Regions from separate parts of the Homo sapiens genome. Here all the other regions are linked to region 1. A link is a contact called in ENCODE Hi-C or POLR2A ChIA-PET data. All regions are on one chromosome and are shown on one strand. The core of a region is the stretch at or near the end of the contact, and the rest is flanking DNA. Distances in the headings are between cores, read along the strand shown.

The links. Hi-C counts contacts between places; a loop is a spot of excess contacts on that map. ChIA-PET counts read pairs that join two places held with the same protein, here RNA polymerase II (POLR2A). Pooled maps may share reads with other maps.
Region 2: a loop to region 1 is called in a map of ascending aorta, with 3 times the contacts of the local background. The contact joins the promoter of PHF2 here to the promoter of PTCH1 in region 1. A Hi-C loop is called at or near these places in 2 of 168 maps with a recorded cell type or tissue (ascending aorta and naive thymus-derived CD4-positive, alpha-beta T cell), 1 of 37 single-sample maps with no recorded cell type and 10 of 50 pooled maps. POLR2A ChIA-PET finds 5 or more read pairs at or near these places in 1 of 52 experiments (PC-9).
Region 3: a map of CD8-positive, alpha-beta T cell shows a loop between it and region 1 (5-fold over the local background). The contact joins the promoter of ZNF510 here to the promoter of PTCH1 in region 1. A Hi-C loop is called at or near these places in 1 of 168 maps with a recorded cell type or tissue (CD8-positive, alpha-beta T cell), 1 of 37 single-sample maps with no recorded cell type and 10 of 50 pooled maps.
Region 4: a loop to region 1 is called in a map of CD8-positive, alpha-beta T cell, with 3 times the contacts of the local background. The contact joins the promoter of PRXL2C here to the promoter of PTCH1 in region 1. A Hi-C loop is called at or near these places in 1 of 168 maps with a recorded cell type or tissue (CD8-positive, alpha-beta T cell), 5 of 37 single-sample maps with no recorded cell type and 16 of 50 pooled maps. POLR2A ChIA-PET finds 5 or more read pairs at or near these places in 1 of 52 experiments (MCF 10A).
Region 5: a map of ascending aorta shows a loop between it and region 1 (4-fold over the local background). The contact joins the enhancer-like site here to the promoter of PTCH1 in region 1. A Hi-C loop is called at or near these places in 1 of 168 maps with a recorded cell type or tissue (ascending aorta), 1 of 37 single-sample maps with no recorded cell type and 9 of 50 pooled maps. POLR2A ChIA-PET finds 5 or more read pairs at or near these places in 2 of 52 experiments (activated T-cell and activated naive CD4-positive, alpha-beta T cell).

The regions. Positions count from the first base shown.
Region 1 is chr9:95,507,782-95,511,201 of GRCh38, reverse strand. It overlaps PTCH1 (patched 1), which reads left to right and starts at 1,936. Exons shown (of 24, transcript NM_000264.5): 1 at 1,936-3,041. The coding sequence starts at 2,841. RefSeq lists silencers at 1-406, 2,681-3,000 and enhancers at 1-533, 1,487-2,036.
Region 2 is chr9:93,574,827-93,578,246 of GRCh38, reverse strand. It overlaps PHF2 (PHD finger protein 2), which reads right to left and starts at 1,663. Exons shown (of 22, transcript NM_005392.4): 1 at 1,376-1,663. The coding sequence starts at 1,473. RefSeq lists enhancers at 1-23, 2,205-2,484, 2,166-2,760, 2,761-3,356 and silencers at 885-1,044, 1,635-1,934, 2,045-2,104.
Region 3 is chr9:96,776,418-96,779,837 of GRCh38, reverse strand. It overlaps ZNF510 (zinc finger protein 510), which reads left to right and starts at 1,751. Exons shown (of 6, transcript NM_014930.3): 1 at 1,751-1,804. RefSeq lists a silencer at 1,891-1,990.
Region 4 is chr9:96,653,653-96,657,072 of GRCh38, reverse strand. PRXL2C (peroxiredoxin like 2C) reads left to right here and starts at 1,756. Exons shown (of 6, transcript NM_153698.2): 1 at 1,756-1,983; 2 at 2,300-2,368. The coding sequence starts at 1,792. RefSeq lists silencers at 1,668-1,757, 1,798-2,007, 2,148-2,217.
Region 5 is chr9:96,555,587-96,559,006 of GRCh38, reverse strand. The region is part of intron 4 of CDC14B (cell division cycle 14B); the gene reads left to right. Among named protein-coding and RNA genes, the nearest start is that of CDC14B, 63 kb to the left of the region's middle. Within about 2 kb of position 1,811, at least 9 of the 41 ENCODE cell types and tissues checked have a DNase peak (open chromatin) inside an H3K27ac peak, as active enhancers do; they include ascending aorta, where a contact is called at or near this core.

The DNA.
Region 1 (3,420 bases), core at 687-3,186:
CTGCGGGAGCCGCGTGGACCGCCCCGGTGGCCGGCGCGCCCCGCCGCAGCCCCCAGCGCGCCCGGGCAGCCAGCGCGGGGCCGCTGAATGGGCAGGGACTCGTGAGCGCGACCATTGGCCGGTCGCGGGGAGGCGGCGCGGGCATTGGGCAGCGTAAGGGGGCCGGTCCGCCTTCAGGAATGTACTACGGCGCGTCCGGCACGTCCGTCCGCGCCGGCTGGGCGCGCGCCTCGCCTGGGCTCTCGGGAGACCGCGCTGGAGGCCCGGAGCCGGCCCGGCGCATCCGCCTCCCTACCTACTCTGCCCCGGCCGCGCGGGCGCGGGGAGTCCGGGAGCCGGGCGCGCGCGCGCACCGGGCCTCCTGGCGCGGGGTCACGTGGCCACCGGAGCTCCGCCTTCTCCCTGCTCCTCCCCCTTTCCCTCCATCTGGGTTTCTTTCTTTCCTTTCCTTTCTTTCTTCTTTTTTTTTCAATGAACATACACCGTGCGCATCTTAAAGCCACACCGCCCCATTTCACGACTTCACTAGACTTCTCGCTACTGCCAGTCCCTCTGCAGTTCAACCCCGTTTAAAAAAAAAAATAAAGTGAAGCAAATCAAGGGTTTGCGGGTCGGGTTCCTACCGCAGGGAGGAACGTAATAACTTGGAAACGTAAGAAAAACACATTCCACTTTCCGAAAACAAAAATTTTTTTAAATAAAAAGCCTAGTTGTGTAGACGTGTCTGGCTCCAGAATCCACCTCAAAGGGTCGCGTGTTTTCCCCCTCCGCGGGAAGCGAATCCCCGGGATGCCTTGGTGACACTGGACGCGGTGTCGGGACGAATCCTCGCGATCCGCGCACAGTTTGTTTTCAATGAATCCAGCATCGGGGCATTTATAATCTCCTACGTCATACTATTATTAAATATAACATGCATACCGAGTTTTGTAAAAAAAAATACTGACTATATAAACATCTGGTTAATAAAAAGGGGTGTACAAATGAACCCAAAATAATCAGGAAAACTTTACTCTCTCAAGGAAACAATTCCGTTTCTCTAAGTTGTAAAAAAAGATTCTGTTGTTTCTCTTTTACTTATGTCACATTCGAGATTCAAATAAAAACGCCTCTGCCTCTACAAGACTGCTTCGGTGTCTGGATTCCACGTTTATAGAACACTGACTCCTTCAAACCAAGACTGTGTTTTTTTTTTTTTTAAGTTGGGGGGAGAAAGCGGCTGGGGGGCAGACGGATTTTAAGAAAGATGGCTTTTCCCAACGTCCTTGCTTTCCTCTTTAACTTTCCATTCTGTTTATCTTAATGCGAGGCGTTGTTCCCTGCAAGAGCCTAAGTCTTCCCTTTAGTTATAAAAGAAAAGAGAAGAGGAAAAAAAAATCTGGCACACACTGGCGCACTATCCAGCACGCTGTCATTATTGGTGCAGGCCTGGGAATGCGAGCCGGACCTCCCAGTATTTGCTGCAGCTTGAGGCCAAGGTGCCTCTGAAAGGCTTTTCTTTGAGGAATTTCAGAAATTGTTTAAGCGCTTAAAAAAATATTACATTTCCCCCCGTGTCTACCGCGAGGCAAATGTTCGTGTGTGTGCGTGCGCGCGCGTGTGTGCGCGCAAAGGCATCCCACAAAAAGAAGACACTGTTGAAAAGAAAAGGAATAAGAGAGAAAGGAGGGGGAGCATTCCTTAATGGAAGTATTGCATGCGAGAAGGTTGGCGCTCTCAGAGGCTGCCCCGAAGCCGAGGATGCACACACTGGGTTGCCTACCTGGGTGGTCTCTCTACTTTGGTGAGCTGTTGCTAAGCAGCTAATAATAGTCATGTTTGCTGAGTAATTTCTGCCCTCCGCGAGCCAATCGCGTCGCAGAAACCCAAGCCATCTGACAGCCCCGGGGGCGGGAGCTCCAGCCTTTTTCTCTTTCGCTCGCTCTCTCCCCCTCCACCCCCTCCCCTCCCCTCCTCCTCTTCTTTCTCCAAATGGAGAGAGTTCTTTTTTTTCTTCTTCCATCTCATCTATTGAATCAAGGAGCTGCTGCGGCCGCTGCCCGCTGCACACACACAGAGCGGAGTCCCCAGGTCCCGGGAGCGAGAGAGGCGCGCTGCACGGGGACAGAATGGTCCAGCGGGTTGCCGAGGAGCACAAGAAAGCAGAGTCCGGGACCGAGCAGCCACCGCGAACCCAGCAGCCAGAGCCCGAGCAGCCCGAGCAGCAGCTCCTGGAGCCGCCACCGCCAGCAGCAGCCACCGCGGGAGCAGCGGCAGCTGCGGCTGCCCGGGCCCGGCAGCGCTGAGACCCGCCGGGCACCCTCGGACCCCGCGGCGGCGGCGGCTCTGCGCTTGCCCTCCGCGGCCGCTCGGGCGACCCGGGAGGCGCCGAGAGAGCCAGCGCGGCCGGCGGGAGCAGCGGGGATTCGCTGGCTCTTTCTGCAGTGAAGGGGTCGCGGCGCGGGGCGGGGGGCGGGTAGGGGGAGTTGGGGACCGCAAGGAGTGCCGCGGAAGCGCCCGAAGGACAGGCTCGCTCGGCGCGCCGGCTCTCGCTCTTCCGCGAACTGGATGTGGGCAGCGGCGGCCGCAGAGACCTCGGGACCCCCGCGCAATGTGGCAATGGAAGGCGCAGGGTCTGACTCCCCGGCAGCGGCCGCGGCCGCAGCGGCAGCAGCGCCCGCCGTGTGAGCAGCAGCAGCGGCTGGTCTGTCAACCGGAGCCCGAGCCCGAGCAGCCTGCGGCCAGCAGCGTCCTCGCAAGCCGAGCGCCCAGGCGCGCCAGGAGCCCGCAGCAGCGGCAGCAGCGCGCCGGGCCGCCCGGGAAGCCTCCGTCCCCGCGGCGGCGGCGGCGGCGGCGGCAACATGGCCTCGGCTGGTAACGCCGCCGAGCCCCAGGACCGCGGCGGCGGCGGCAGCGGCTGTATCGGTGCCCCGGGACGGCCGGCTGGAGGCGGGAGGCGCAGACGGACGGGGGGGCTGCGCCGTGCTGCCGCGCCGGACCGGGACTATCTGCACCGGCCCAGCTACTGCGACGCCGCCTTCGCTCTGGAGCAGATTTCCAAGGTGCATTTCAGACTCTCTCCTCCCACTTTCTCTTCCCTCCTCTAACTCTTTGGGATCGCCCCCGCCACACACAAACACACACACTCTCTTCCTCTCTCTCTCACACACACACACACACTCACTCACACCTCTCCAGGAAAAGCAGCAGACAAATGGGGATTGAAAAATTCAAACCCTCCCTCTGGTCCTGGGAGGAAAGGGCTGTCTGAGGTCCGCAGGGGGTGGAGGTGTGTGTGTGTGCGTGTGTGTGTGTGTATACACACGCCCTCCCTGGTGTGCCTTTTCCGGAGCACTGGAAAGCCGTCCACGGCGGACCACCTCAAGGGCGGCCGCGGCACTGTCCTGCCCCGTGCCCCCTGCCCTGAACTTCTTCCTCCTG
Region 2 (3,420 bases), core at 414-2,913, 1.9 Mb after region 1:
GGGCATCCCCACCCCACAGAGTCCCAGGCCCTTCTAACAGCAGGGAGGTAGGACTCAGGACTGGGGCTGACAGACATAGCAGGCCCTGTCACATCCCAGCCACCCAGGTCCCCACATGTAAACTGGCAGGACTGGACTTGGGGCCACAGCCCACTCTTAAGCACCACTGACCAGTCTTGAAGACCCAGTCTTAGAACCTGCAGGAGGATCTCCTCTCTGGAAGGAGAATCCCGGACCACCCACCACCACACACCCCTCTCTTTCCCCCGGCTGCTTGCTGCCGGTGGTTTGGGACTGGAGCCCCAGAGGGCATACAGCCCTGGCCAGCCCCGGGTCCAAACACATCCCACAGGCAAAGTCAGATGCAAGAGAACCTGTTGGAGCAGTTTGGGCAACACTGTCACCTCCTCTTCCTCCTCCTCCATTTACTTCTTGGTGGGAAGGGACCTGCCCTAGGCATGGGGCCAGGTCATGGCCATCGGCAAGGGCCAAGAGGGCGGGGGTTTTCAGTGTCTCCAAGCGTTACCTCCTTCCCCCCTCCCCATCTTCCTTAGGGAGCATAAGATCATGTCAAAACCGGCGTTCCTGCCGGGAACGGAGAGGAGAGAAACGGGGAAAACTGAAGGCCAGGGAGGAGGTGGCAAAGCCACAACAAACCCCCCTTACCCAACTCACAGACACTATTCTGTCACCGCACTCCTGCCCGCGGACCTGCAGGCCTGCCGGGTCTAGCTGCTCCGCGGGGGTCCGGGAGGGGTCCTGCCCTCGGGGACAAGGTCCAAGGGAGCTCGCCGGCCACGGCGGAGGGTGGGCGCGCCGGCTGCCACCTCGCCGGAGCCCCCACGGACTCCCCAGCCCTGCCGGAGTCGGAGCCCGCCACTCGCGCCTCTCCCGGGACCCGCGCCGGGCTGCGCGCCCGCTTCTCCCGGCCCGGCCAACCCCGAGCCCGCGCGGGGAAAGTTCCTGCAACTTCGCAGGGGGGAGGCGGCGGGGGCTCCGGGCCTCGGCCTCCCTCCGGATGCCCGGCCTCTGCGGCCGCCGCGACCCAGCTGACAGGCGGCCCGGCCCGGGCCTGGAGCCCCAACTTCCCCGCGCCCCGAGCCCCGAGCCCACCTCCCGGCCCGCGGGCCTCGCTTTGTGCGCGGCGGCCAGGGGCGCCCAGCGCGGGCCCCGTGCTTGGCGCCCCCGCCCTGGGCACAAAAGGGCGCGCGGCCCGGCACGGCCCAGCCCCGACCGGGGCGCCCGGAATGCGGCGGCGGCGGCGGCGGCCCGTCCCCGAGCCGGGCCTGCGGGCGCGCAGCCGGGGGCGCGGGGCTCGGTCGGGCAAGGTGGCCGGGCCGGGCCGGGCCGAGCCGAGCAGCCGCCGCGCGCTCACCTGCCGTGGAACCAGTCCTTGCAGGCGTCGCACTCGATCATGAAGCGGGTAACGTCGTAGGGGAGCCGGCAGACGCAGTACACGGGCACCGTCGCCATGTTGCCGCGCCGCGCCGCCGCTCGGCCCCGCCGCTGCGCTGCCCGGGTCGGTCCGGGCCGGGCCGGGGGCCGGGCCGCGCGGGGGCGGCGGGGGCGGCGGGGCGCAGGCGGCGCCGCGGCCGGGAGGGGACGGGGACGGGGGCGCACGACAGCCCCCGCGCGCGCTCCCGGCCAGGCGCGTCCACACAATGCCGGGCGCGCTGGCTGGAGGGGCCGCGCCGGGAGCCGCCCGCCGGCCCGCGGGGCTCAGGGCGCTAGTGTGCGCGGGGGACGGGCCGCGCGCGGGACACAAAAGGGAATGGACGCGCGGGGGCGGCGGGCGGGGAGCCGCGGCCCCACCGAAGGGACCCCCGGCCGCCGAGCGGCCTCTACGTCAGCGCCCCGGGTGGCGCCGCCTCCGCCCGCCGGCCTGGGCCGCCGCTCCCGCCGCCGGGAAGGCGGGCTGGGGAACCCTGCGGGGGAGAAGGTGGGTTGGGGGACCCTGCCGGGGGAGAAGACGGCCGGGGGGACCCTGCCGGGGGAGAAGGCGGGTGGGGGGATCTCGAAGGTGGAAGATAGGCCGAGAAGGGCCCCCAAGGCTGAAGGTAGACCCAGGGGTCCGCGGGCGCGAAGGTGAGCTGGGGGAGCCTTGAGACTGAAAGTGGGGTGGGACCCCGGGGAGAAGGTGGGCGGGACCCCGAGGATAAGATAAGTTGGGGGAACCCGGGCAAGGCAGAAGGAGAGACGCGGGGTGCGGGAGTGGAGCCCGCAGGAGAGCCTTCCTAGTCTAGAAGGCCGACAAGCAAATACTTGGCCCTAACTTTCTTCTGACCCCCACCACGGTGGGGGTGTTCCTCCTCCTCGGCCGCGCTGCCTCCCTCCGTTCCCCACTGAGTTTCTGGTTGGGACACCACTTCCTCTTTCCCCTCATTTTCGGCTGGGGACTGCCGCCTCCCTCGCAGGATCCCGCGGACTTCCCTGATGCTCAGCCCCAGAGGAAGAGGACAGAAGCCCGGGCCGGGAGTGCGCTGGCACGGGCTGGTCAGCTCTGTTCCCTGGCATTTGAGCCCCCCAGGCCCGTGACCTAAGGGGCCGGGCTGGTCAGCTCTGTCAAGAGAGAGCTCCCTGGCATTTGAGCCCCCCAGGCCCGTGACCTAAGGGGCGAGGAGTATGGGAACCCTGGCCCCCGTGTCCAGGGAACTGAGCCCCCACGGTGGGGAGGAGAAGCGGAGGTGCGCTCTGAGGGGTCACTTGCACGCGTTCTAGAGGAGGACTTCCCTGCCTCGCCAGCGCTGCATCCTTGGGGCATCCGCGCTGGGCAGGGGCCACATCCCTGCCCGCCCTTCCTCCCTCACCCTCTTTCTCTCCCCATCCTCCCTCAGCAAAATCCGCATCGTGCTGGGAAATGTGGGCCACCCCTGCTCGGAATTCCAGAATCTCCGGACAGGAAACCTGGCTCAGTCTCCTAGCAGCATCCATGACAAGGCTCCTTAGCCCCTCAGCCCCTCACCATCACCGCCCACCTGCAGCTGCCAAGGGGCCGTTTGCTCCACCGCAGGCGGCTCAATTAAGGTCCTTCCTCCTACTGAGCCAAAATCTACCCTCAGAGTCAGCCACCCACCCCCAACAAGTGACCCCGTGGATACAGACTCAGGGCAGTGCCCAAAGCACTGGGCACTGGGGAAGGGGGCGGGGGGAGAAGTAGCTGGCCATAGAGGGAGAGGAAAGAGCAGGAGACCCCCAGCTCCCACACCTCTGGACTGGCCAGGATGGCCTGCAATAGGCCTTCCTACCTGAATTCCGGTTGTCACTGGTTCCCTTCCTCCTGGGTGAAAGCCTGGAATTTTTTTTTTTTTTTTTTTTTTACATACTGAAGTTCTGGGAAAGAAGTAACTCTTAAGCCATTGTCTACTATTATGTAGATAGAATGCTCAGCCTGAAGGTTGAGAGCCCAAAAGGCGGGTTTCA
Region 3 (3,420 bases), core at 502-3,001, 1.3 Mb before region 1:
CTCATTGTCCTAACAAGGTTACTGAAGGTTCTCTTTCCACTGCTTTAAAAGCCAGCTGATACATACTACATTCTTTCTTTTTCATATAGTTGAACTTTTACTGCACCAGGATAAATTTTTAAATATTTAGTGATAGTATACATAGTAAATATAGAGATATTGCTATGCATTTTCAATTCTTTTCTGATCATTACCATAAGTTTTTATTAGAATGAAAATTGGAATAGTTCCTTTAGGAAAACAGGCAAAATATATAAATGTCAAAAAAAGAAAATATATACTTAGAAAACATAGATGATTAGAATTTTTAAAAACAAATGTTAGTCTTTTCCTCCAGTATCTATTAAAGTGTTTTTCAGTGTCAACAGTAAAATTTTATACCTTGATTCATATATACTGCACTAGTTTACTGTTGCCATTAATCTTTTTTCTTGCTAATCAAAACTTATCATTGCCATATAAAATAACCTGTTAGAAAGTATCAACCGTGTGTGTGTGAGTGTATGTGTGTTACTAAAAAGAGTGTCATAAAATACTGTGCTGAGAGGTTCCTAATTTGGTTCCTGATTTCAGAAGCATACCACATAAGATTTAAGCAAGCTCATCTCTAGGAGATGCATAATTTGTGGATAACGGTTTTCTTAGTTGGGATTGTGTGTACTTCAGGTATTATGTAATGCTGAACAGCTTACTTGCTTTTTCTTTTTTTCCCCCCAGAGATAAACTGAGGATCACAAATATTATTCTTTTATGTTAATAATGGTTTCCATTTTCTAGTATTTGTTACATTTTACGGCTTTATTCACAAAGCTGTTTATGTATTTTTGTGGCAGCTCTAAGTTAAAAGGCACACTTGTAACATTACAGTCCCAATTTTCCCTTTATCAACTTTATATTATAAAATTTTCCAACACATAGTCAATAAGCATGTCCATATTCTAGAAGTAGATATTCTTAACATTTTGCCATACTTCCCATTTCTAATTATTTTTTAAAAAGAACTTACAAACGGGCCGGGAGTGGTAGCTCACGCCTGTATACCCAGCACTTTGGGAGGCCAAGGCAGGCGGATCACTTGAGGTGAGGAGTTCGAGACCAGCCTGGCCAACATGGTGAAACCCCGTCTCTACTAAAAATACAAAAATTAGCTGGGCGTAGTGGCGGGCGCCTGTAGTCCCAGCTACTTGGGAGGCTGAGGCAGGAGAATCGCTTGAACCCGGGAGGCGGAGGTTGCAGTTAGCCGAGATCGCGCCACTGCACTCCAGCCTGGGCGACAGAGTAAGACTCCGTCTCAAAAAAAAAAAAAAAAACCAAAAAACCCAAAAACTTACAAACATAATACAATCCTAAATACTTACATAGACATCTCTTTATGAATAAGCAAGATTACCTACATAATCCCAATGCTGCCACAATTAATTAATAATTCTAATTTCCAGTCCGTATACAAATTTTCCCAATTGTTTTCAAACGTCTTCCGCGGCTCTTGCTTTCTGTAACCACACGCTGCATTTGCTGTTATGTCATCAAGTCTAACCCACAACCTCTGGGGCTCTGACAGAACCCGGGCTCCAGTTATCAGGACGGTCCATGTTATTACGCCATAAATCTTGGGGGAAAAACAAACAAAAAAACACTGACAGCTGGCGCCGTACTGCATGTGAAACGTAGTCTTGCATGTTATGGGTTACCGCGCAGCATGCTGGGAACGGATATGCGCGTTTTCGTCTGCGCATGTGCAGTCAACCCCACTTTCCGGCTTCTCCCTGTTAGTGTTTGCTGGTGCAGAGGGTTCGCAGCTCAGGTGAGAGCGCCGGGCCTCCACGCGGATTGCGGACCTGCAGGGAGGGATGTGCTAGTGTCCAGGGGGCGGGAACGCGACGTCCCGGGAACTCCCCCAAAGCAGGCCGTCGCTCCCTGTGCCTCGGCCGGCCCGGGACCTCAGCCTGAGAAGGGCCGGTGGGGGCGGGCTCCGGGGGCGTTAGGTGGGGCTGAGTCCTAGTTGGAAGATGCTCGGTGCGGGCCGAGGTATGGGCGCCAGAATGCAGCCAGGCGTCGGAAAACGCGGTGCTGGCTTCAGGAGGGGAATGCGCGTTTATTGTATTGACCATGAACCTGCCACAAAGCGCGTACAGCCCGTGGGTCTGCGGTGAGAGGCCGAGCCTAGGAGCTAGAAGGACCTCGTGAATTTTGGCTCTGTCACTTGAGCGTTTGAAAATGAGGATATTAGTAAAAACTGCTTTGTGTCGTTCAGAGGTAAGCCATCCCCTGTAAAGCATTTAGCTAAGCGCTAGTTACTAAGCAGCATGTAAATGTTGATTCCCGTTATATTTGGAAGACACTTTGTTCTTTTCATGTAGTATTTCGTTTAATTCTCACAACCACCCTATTTATATCATTAAAAATGAAGAAGGAGGAGTGAAAAGATAGAGCCAAGCTCACAAAGGATGAGAGAGCTAGGATGTCAATACATAAACACTTTACTCCCCGAATCAGGCTGTTTGTAATGGCCTACCTACCTAACCCAGCATTGCAGCCTTCACAGCACTGAGTGATTGTCCCCAAAACCCCAGGACAATGATTGTGAAGTCAGTGTGGACAGAATCTTACTATGTGGCAAGTGTATTTGTTGTGGGGTTTCTGGGATGTCTCCAGAGCCTCTGGGTTAGACTGAGGCCCCTGCCACCTCCTGTGCTGTCCCTCCTGTCTCTGTCTTTAGAAGTCAGTCTGATATTCTAGGGCAGTGAAGATGAGTCACATACGTAATTTTAAATGTTAAACTAGTAGCTACATGAAAATCTAAAACATGAAATTAATTTTAAGAACATACTGTGGTTTTCTCAGTGTATCCAAAATGTTATTTCAACATGTGGTCCTAGCCACATTTCCAGTGCTCAGTAGTTGATGTGATTGGAGGCTGTAGTCATGGATAGCAGGGTTCTAATTAATGCCAAGAGAATCAGGTTTAAGGCCTTAGGTCACTTCTTCACCAGGAGGATTTTGCTCCCTAGGGAACTTTGGAAATGTTGGAGACTTTTTTGGTGGGGGGAGAGGGGACTGAGTTTCTCTCTGTCGCCCAGGCTGGAGGGCAGTGGTGTGATCTTGGCTCACTGCAACCTCCACCTCCCAGGTTCAACTGATTCTCCTGCCCCAGCCTCCCAGCTTGTAATCTCAGCTGGAATTACAAGCATGCATGGCCATGCCCAGCTAATTTTTTGTATTTTTAGTAGAGGTGGGGTTTCACCATATTGGCCAGGCTTATCTTGAACTCCTGACCTCAGGTGATCCACCTGCCTTGGCCTCCCACAGTCCTGGGATTACAGGCGTGAGCCACCACGCCCGGCCTGGAGACGTTTCTGATTGTCACAACAGGGAGAAGGGGTGTCCTAGTGTCTAGTGCATGTTTAGAAATGCTCTTAA
Region 4 (3,420 bases), core at 507-3,006, 1.1 Mb before region 1:
AACTGTCACAGGCACTTCATCTCTCAGTGTCTCATTCAGTCATGTACTGATGCTCCCTAGACAATACCTTCTAATTTCTGCATTTCTGCATGGCTACTATTCCTCCTACAAAACTATTTTTTGATGATGTCTGAGTTCATCACTCTGCAAAAACTAAGTCATGTGGCTCTTTGTATTTCAAAATGAAATTGTCTAACCTGTAATTTATTTCACATGAAATATGACACTGAAAGCAGTAATGTCAAAGAAAATTTTTCATTCATTGATACCAGCAATTAATCAGAGCTGCCAAAATACCACCATTCTTATCTGTATATCAATTTCTGCTTACCAAAACACTGCTTACAATAAATTTGGTGACATCTGGCAAACTGCCTGTTGTGAGTGCTATTCATCAGCCTGCACTTTGGTCATGCATTTATTTCCAAAAACTCATAAAGCTCCTGGCCAGGCCCAGTGGCTCATGCCTGTAACCCCAGGACTTTGGGAGACCACGGCAAGAGGATTGCTTGAGCCCAGGAGTTCAAAACCAGCCTGGGCAACATAGGGAGACCCTTGTGTCTACAAAAACAAATCTAAAAAAAAATTTGCCAGGCATGGTGGTGCATGCCTGTGATCACAGCTACTTGGGAGGCTGAGGCAGGAGGACTGCTTGAGCTCAGGAGGTGGAGGCTGCAGTGAGCCATGATCGTGCCAATGCTCCAGCCTGGGCGACAGAGCGACACCCTGTCTCAGAAAGAAACTATCTTGACTTAGAAACAGATCTATGCTTAAAATTTTGTAAACACGCTGCAGAGCTTCTCAAACAGAGCACTTAATGTGTGCTCAATAAAGTATAAAATCTTCACACAGGTGAAAGCCAGAGGATGCAGCATCCCCCTTTCCTGCACTTTGTGGCAGAGTCACATCAGTCACATAGACCTGCCTAGCACTCCGCCCCAGAAATATTCTTCAGCTCAACAAAGGCCATAGATAAAGGATGTACTTTCTGAACCCCAAATCCATACACAAGAGTGAGTAAACTTATGAAGACAAAGAGCCTGAATGTTATCTGGTCCTGCTCTGGAAATCTTGGACACACAGTTAGCACCCATGAGAAACCCCAGAGAAAGATGAACCTCTAAATCCAGGGCCAGTTTGGTCTCACAAAGGCTGAGATCCCCAGATTTCCCTATGCCTGCCTACCCACCCCAGGAGAAACTGAATTGGAAGTGTGGGATTTCTACAAAACAGCTGCTAAGTCATCTAACTTCATCATCCTCATCCCACCCAGCTCACCTTTTATTTCTTTATTTTTATTATTTATTTTTTTAAAAAACGGAGATGGCGTTGCCCTCTGTTACCTACCCAGGCTGGTCTCGAACTCCTGGCCTCAAGTGATCTTCCCGCCTCGGCCTCCCAAGTCGCTAGGATTACAGGCCCGGCCTGTGTGTTTACAAAACGTGGGCCTGGCCCTAGCCCACCTTTTACACATACACCCATTAGTTCTCGAATAGGTGAGAACATCCGCTCAGGTGGCCATGGAGGGCGCGGGCGGCTTTCTTCCTCAATAATGCTTGCTCGCCGTGGACGGACCTTACTTTCTCTCTCTGTCCCCTACCCTGAGAGCTGAGTCAGAACCGCCCGTGGGGTTCACTCCGACAGCTCCCAGGCCCGCGCCGCGCCGCGGAAACCGTGACTTGCCAGGCCCCACCTCTGCACGCCCCGCCCCGCCCCCCGCGCCCAACCTCTGCGCGCCCCGCCCCGGTCCGCGCTGACAGAGCGGACCCAGGCCCTCGGCCGCCCCGCGTCATGGCCGCGCCGGCCCCGGTCACGCGGCAGGTTAGCGGCGCCGCCGCCCTGGTCCCGGCCCCGAGCGGCCCCGACAGCGGGCAGCCCCTGGCGGCCGCCGTGGCCGAGCTGCCGGTGCTGGACGCCCGCGGGCAGCGGGTACCGTTCGGCGCGCTGTTCCGGGAGCGCCGCGCCGTGGTGGTGTTCGTGCGGGTGAGCGGGCGGCGGGGCTGGAAGGGAAGCGCGGCCCAGGGTCCCGGGCAGGCTGCCGGGATGCGAGCCGCGCCTCCTGCTTCTTAGGACGGAAACGGGAAGGCAGCCTGCCCAGTCGCGGCCGCTTCCCAACTAGGGCGGGGCAGGGAGAGGGCGAGGGCGAGGCCCGCTTCCCACGCGCCGGGCGCCCGAGCCGCCGGTCCCGGCCCCGCGGGCGTCGCCTTTGCTCGCGTCACGCACGGCGAAGTACAGGGATCCTTCGGGGCCCGAGGGTGCTGCTTTACTAACTTGCCCTTTCTGCCGTTTTGGCTTTCAGCATTTCCTGTGTTACATCTGCAAGGAATACGTAGAGGATCTGGCCAAAATCCCCAGGAGTTTCTTACAAGTGAGTTTCCCAGCGTGGGCGGCCCAGTGCCCGCTTCTGCAGACCTTGCGAGCGGGGCGGGGGAGGACGCGGCTCCAGCGCGGAACTTGCAGCCTGGATTGCCCCTCCCCGCAGCTCTCTCCACCCTCGCCCCTCCAAAAGGAGTGAGACGTCAGAGATCTATTTCTGCCCTAACTCATTGGGTGCTGCCTGGTGGTAAACGTACTAACAATTGTGGTGTTGCCTGGTAACCTAGTGCCTGTTCTCAAATGTTGACTGATAATGCCCTAAAACAAATGCTGGAAATGGTTATTTTCTTCCCTTTATTTTTTGTTACACTCCAAATAGCTGCTCATTATGGGAAAATACTAATATATCGTAAAGGTGCAAATGTTTATGTTAATAGGCTGCAAGTTCCATGTCCCTAGGACAAACCACATAGTTGTTTTTCTTGAGGCACAGATAGGTTTGTGCCCAAGTGAGCTTTTTGAGGAAAGGCATTGAGCAGCCTTTATAAAACAGATGTTCTTTCAGCAGACCTTGTCAATCAGGATGTGAAAAAATAACATTGATTAAATAACTGTGCGGCCGGGCACGGTGGCTCACGCCTGTAATCCCAGCACTTTGGGAGGCCGAGGAGGGCGGATCACGAGGTCAGGAGATCGAGACCATCCTGGTTAACACGGTGAAACCCTGACTCTACTAAAAATACCAAAAATTACCCGGGCTTGGTGGCGGGCGCCTGTAGGCCCAGCTACTCGGGAGGCTGAGGCAGGAGAATGGCGTGAACCCGGGAGGCGGAGGTTGCAGTGAGCCGAAATTGCACCACTGCACTCCAGCCTGGGCGACAGAGTAAGACTCCGTCTAAAAAAGAAAAAAAAAAAACTGTGCTACAGAGTTTTTAAAAAAGAATGTCTTTGGGGAGAATATAGAGAATTATTTACTATATCATTTTGAAAACAATGTTTTGACTGTTCCTCTGCGTATCCTTTTATTCTCTTTTTAAAAATTGACATATATAATTGTATGTGTTTATGGGATACAGTGTAATATTTTCATAGGCATTTACGTTG
Region 5 (3,420 bases), core at 562-3,061, 1.0 Mb before region 1:
TTATTGTATTTCAAAGTATTGCTCTTCATGTGGCCTGGTAAATGGCTTTCCCATTCAGCTATCTGAATGGTAGACTCTTTGGTATCAAATTAGAGTGAAGCTAAAAATCTTTTGCACCACTGTAAGAGTTGAAAAATATAAAAGATGACTTGAGCTTTTGTTTGTTTGCTTATTCACAAAAAGGTAAACATACTATATTGTTTTACAAAATAAGTTTGCTGCCCTATTTAAGCCAGTGGCTATGACCTGGCCAGATTGAGGGATAATGATACTTAACCTGTCATTTCAAAGTAAAGGTGAAATTTTAAGTGGAAAATTTTAAGTGCTTTTCAAAACAAATTCATAATAAAAATCCTTTTGGAAAGAAAAGTTGGAAATTTTGTTTTGTTAATTTTGTTGTAAAAATGTCATACACAAAATCCATATTTGCACTCTTGAGAAATTTAAAAAATCTTTTAAAAAGAAGTTTTTATATTTCTAGAAACAAGACGTGCACGTGTGTGTATATGCACAGATGTATGTTGTGTACGTATATGTTTTATGTTTACAGTACAATTTTAAAATTTTTTATTGGTACATAATTGTACATATTTATGGGTTACATGTGATAGTTTTATACATGTATATAATGTGTGACAGCCAAATTAGGGCAGTTGCAGTATCCATCGCCTCAAACATTTGTCATTTCTTTGTGTTGAGAGCATTTTAAATCTTCCTTTCTATTTTGAAATACACAGTAAGTTATTGTAAACTATAGTCACACTACTGTGCTATCTAACACTAGAACTTGTTCATTCTAACTGTACATTTGTACCAAAGAACCAACCTCTCTTCACTCCCCCTGACCACACACGCCCTTCCCAGCCTCTGATAACCCTTATTCTACTCTTGGCCTCCATAAGATCAACTTACTTAGCTCCTGCATATGAGTGAGAACATAATGGTATTTGTCTTTCAACTTTGGTTACATCTTCCTGCCACAGCAGTTAGATTTTCTGAAGATACATGGTATTCATCTCTTCTATGGGTTAAATGTACTTTTGAGGGCTAGCCTGGGAAATTAACCACCATTTCTAACATCTTTCTGTGTATAAAATAAATGCCAAGCATTTTGTGTAAAAAATAAATGACACAAGCAAACTTTTGGCACGTAGCTTGCAAATTTGCTTTCCTCTAATGTTTAATAGATTACTTTGGTAGAGCTAATTGTAACATGTAGGTTCCCTGTTCAAAATTTATCACTGTATATTATTATTTTTTATGTTTAAGCAGTTTTTATAGCTGTAAGAATGGCTTACCTTGTAAGCATTTATGTTGAAAATGATGATACTAATTAAATTTAAGAATATATTAACTCAGCAATCTGTGAGAAGAATTCTAAACTGCATTAAATTTGAGATTGCCTCTACAGTTATGATAAGAGCTCAGGGACTTTGTTATTTAATGATGATCTTTTGAATCTGTGGTCCCACTTTTTAAATGATTTAATTATCTTGGACTCAGAATAGCCAGTGCCTGCAGGAGGAAAGGATCAGTTGGGAAGTTAAGACAAGGGAACAGAGAACGAGGATCTAGACGCAGTGGGTAAGAATCCAGTTCAGCAAACAGCTGCCCAGATGGGACAGCAGAGGCTGGAGGACAGAATGAGGTCATAACACCCTTCCTGGGTGTCTGTGAAAGGCAGGGCAAACAGCACGAGGCAACCGTCAGTAGTAGCCAGGCCCCAGCTAGTGTGAGGCGAACTGGGCTGAGCAAAGGGACGGCACAGGCCCTCAGTGGGAAGCCAGTGCTTCCTTGGGAGCCGGCCCTGTGGGAGGCAGCTGTCTGCCCTGCTCACAGTGCATCACAGTTTGACTTCCCTTGCCACCCGAGGGCTTCTGACGGGCGTTTCCACTGCCCGTGGTGCTTGCTGGGTGCTGTTAACTTGGGGAAAAAGTGAAGAGAAATGGCTCTCTGATAGCTTAAGATCCTTGACTGCAGATCCGTTAAGCTTTCTGGAATTTTGGGTCCCATCCTTGTTCCGGTCATTGTTTTAGATAGGATGGGTTCCTGTCTATAAATACGGCCAGAGGAGCAGGCCCTCTTCCATCAATAATAGGCGGTGTGATCTTGGATGAGCAGTTGATGCCAAGGTCTGGAAAGTTGTAGCCTGCCAGTTTTATGAAACTCACAGAGCATTATAAATAGTTGTGGGTTTTTTTTCCTCTGTGGTTAAAATTTAGGAGATTTCATTTTTTAAAAAATCAAGATTTTTTTCTTGGTCTTTAAAAAATGTCCCTACCACTCAAATGTGTACTAATTCCCAGGGCCAATTCACTATTTTTATTAGCAGACTTGGTAGATACGTGTTTGCTACTCTGAACTTCCAGTTTCATTTTGTCGAAATTGAGGATCATTATATATATCATTATATATATGTAAAAGTAATTTTAAAAGTTAAAACTATTGAAATATAAGTTCATCTGAGGTTTTTTTTAACGAGTTTTTTTTCTTAACCAGTTTTGTGCAGGAGCTATGAAAGTGATTTTATTTACTTTTTTATTCTCTGTGTTCTTTCCTCTGCTCACCTTTTTTATTGAGCAGTTGAATGTGTAAGCCTATCTTCAACTTGCATTGATTTGTGAGCATTCTTTGTTAATCTGGAGAGAGTGATTTTTTTTTTTAATAATCAATCAAGTTCTTGGCGTAGGAAAGACTGTATCATCTGGCTGACATGAAAATAGTCACAAGAGTCTTTAAGTGCTGGAAACATTGTGACATCTCTCCAGGATTTCCTGGTTACTCAGGCTGCCACATTTGTTGCTGGAATTTCAATATCCTTTGTCACTCTCAGCTCTAGGGTGAAATGACTTGTGTAACGTTTGGGTTCTAAATTGTACAGAGGCTCTCTAAGTATATAAATAAAGCTTCAGAATCCTGTGCATAAGAGTAGAAATAGGAAGCACATGTCTAATTGGGTTTCCATGATTTGAGGCCCGGCTTGTCAGCATTGAAACATTGAAAGGAGAAGTAATGCAGCTGGGATCCTGTTGCTTCTGTTGCTTGTTCTTCCATCACTGCTAGTTCAATACCTCCGAGGTTTTGAAACGTATGTTAGTAATCGAGGGTCCAGCGTTCTCACAGGGACTCTGGCATGCAGATGGTGATTTTAGAAAGTGGGGGTGGTGGGAAGTCCTGGGAATGGTTGAGGTATTGTTCAGCAAAAAAAGAACTTTGTGCCATGACTTTGAAAACCACACCAGTCTCAAGCATTTTCAACCACAGTATTTGCGTGTGTTTGTGTGATATTTGCTCGTTCAGAGAGAGTCTTTATCCTAGAGAAACAAGGTCTTACTGATGCCTCCTAAGCTGCATCTCTGTGCTTACGCCTCATGTATTTGTCTATTCACTTTTAACAAATGGAAACGGCCATTTCCTTAA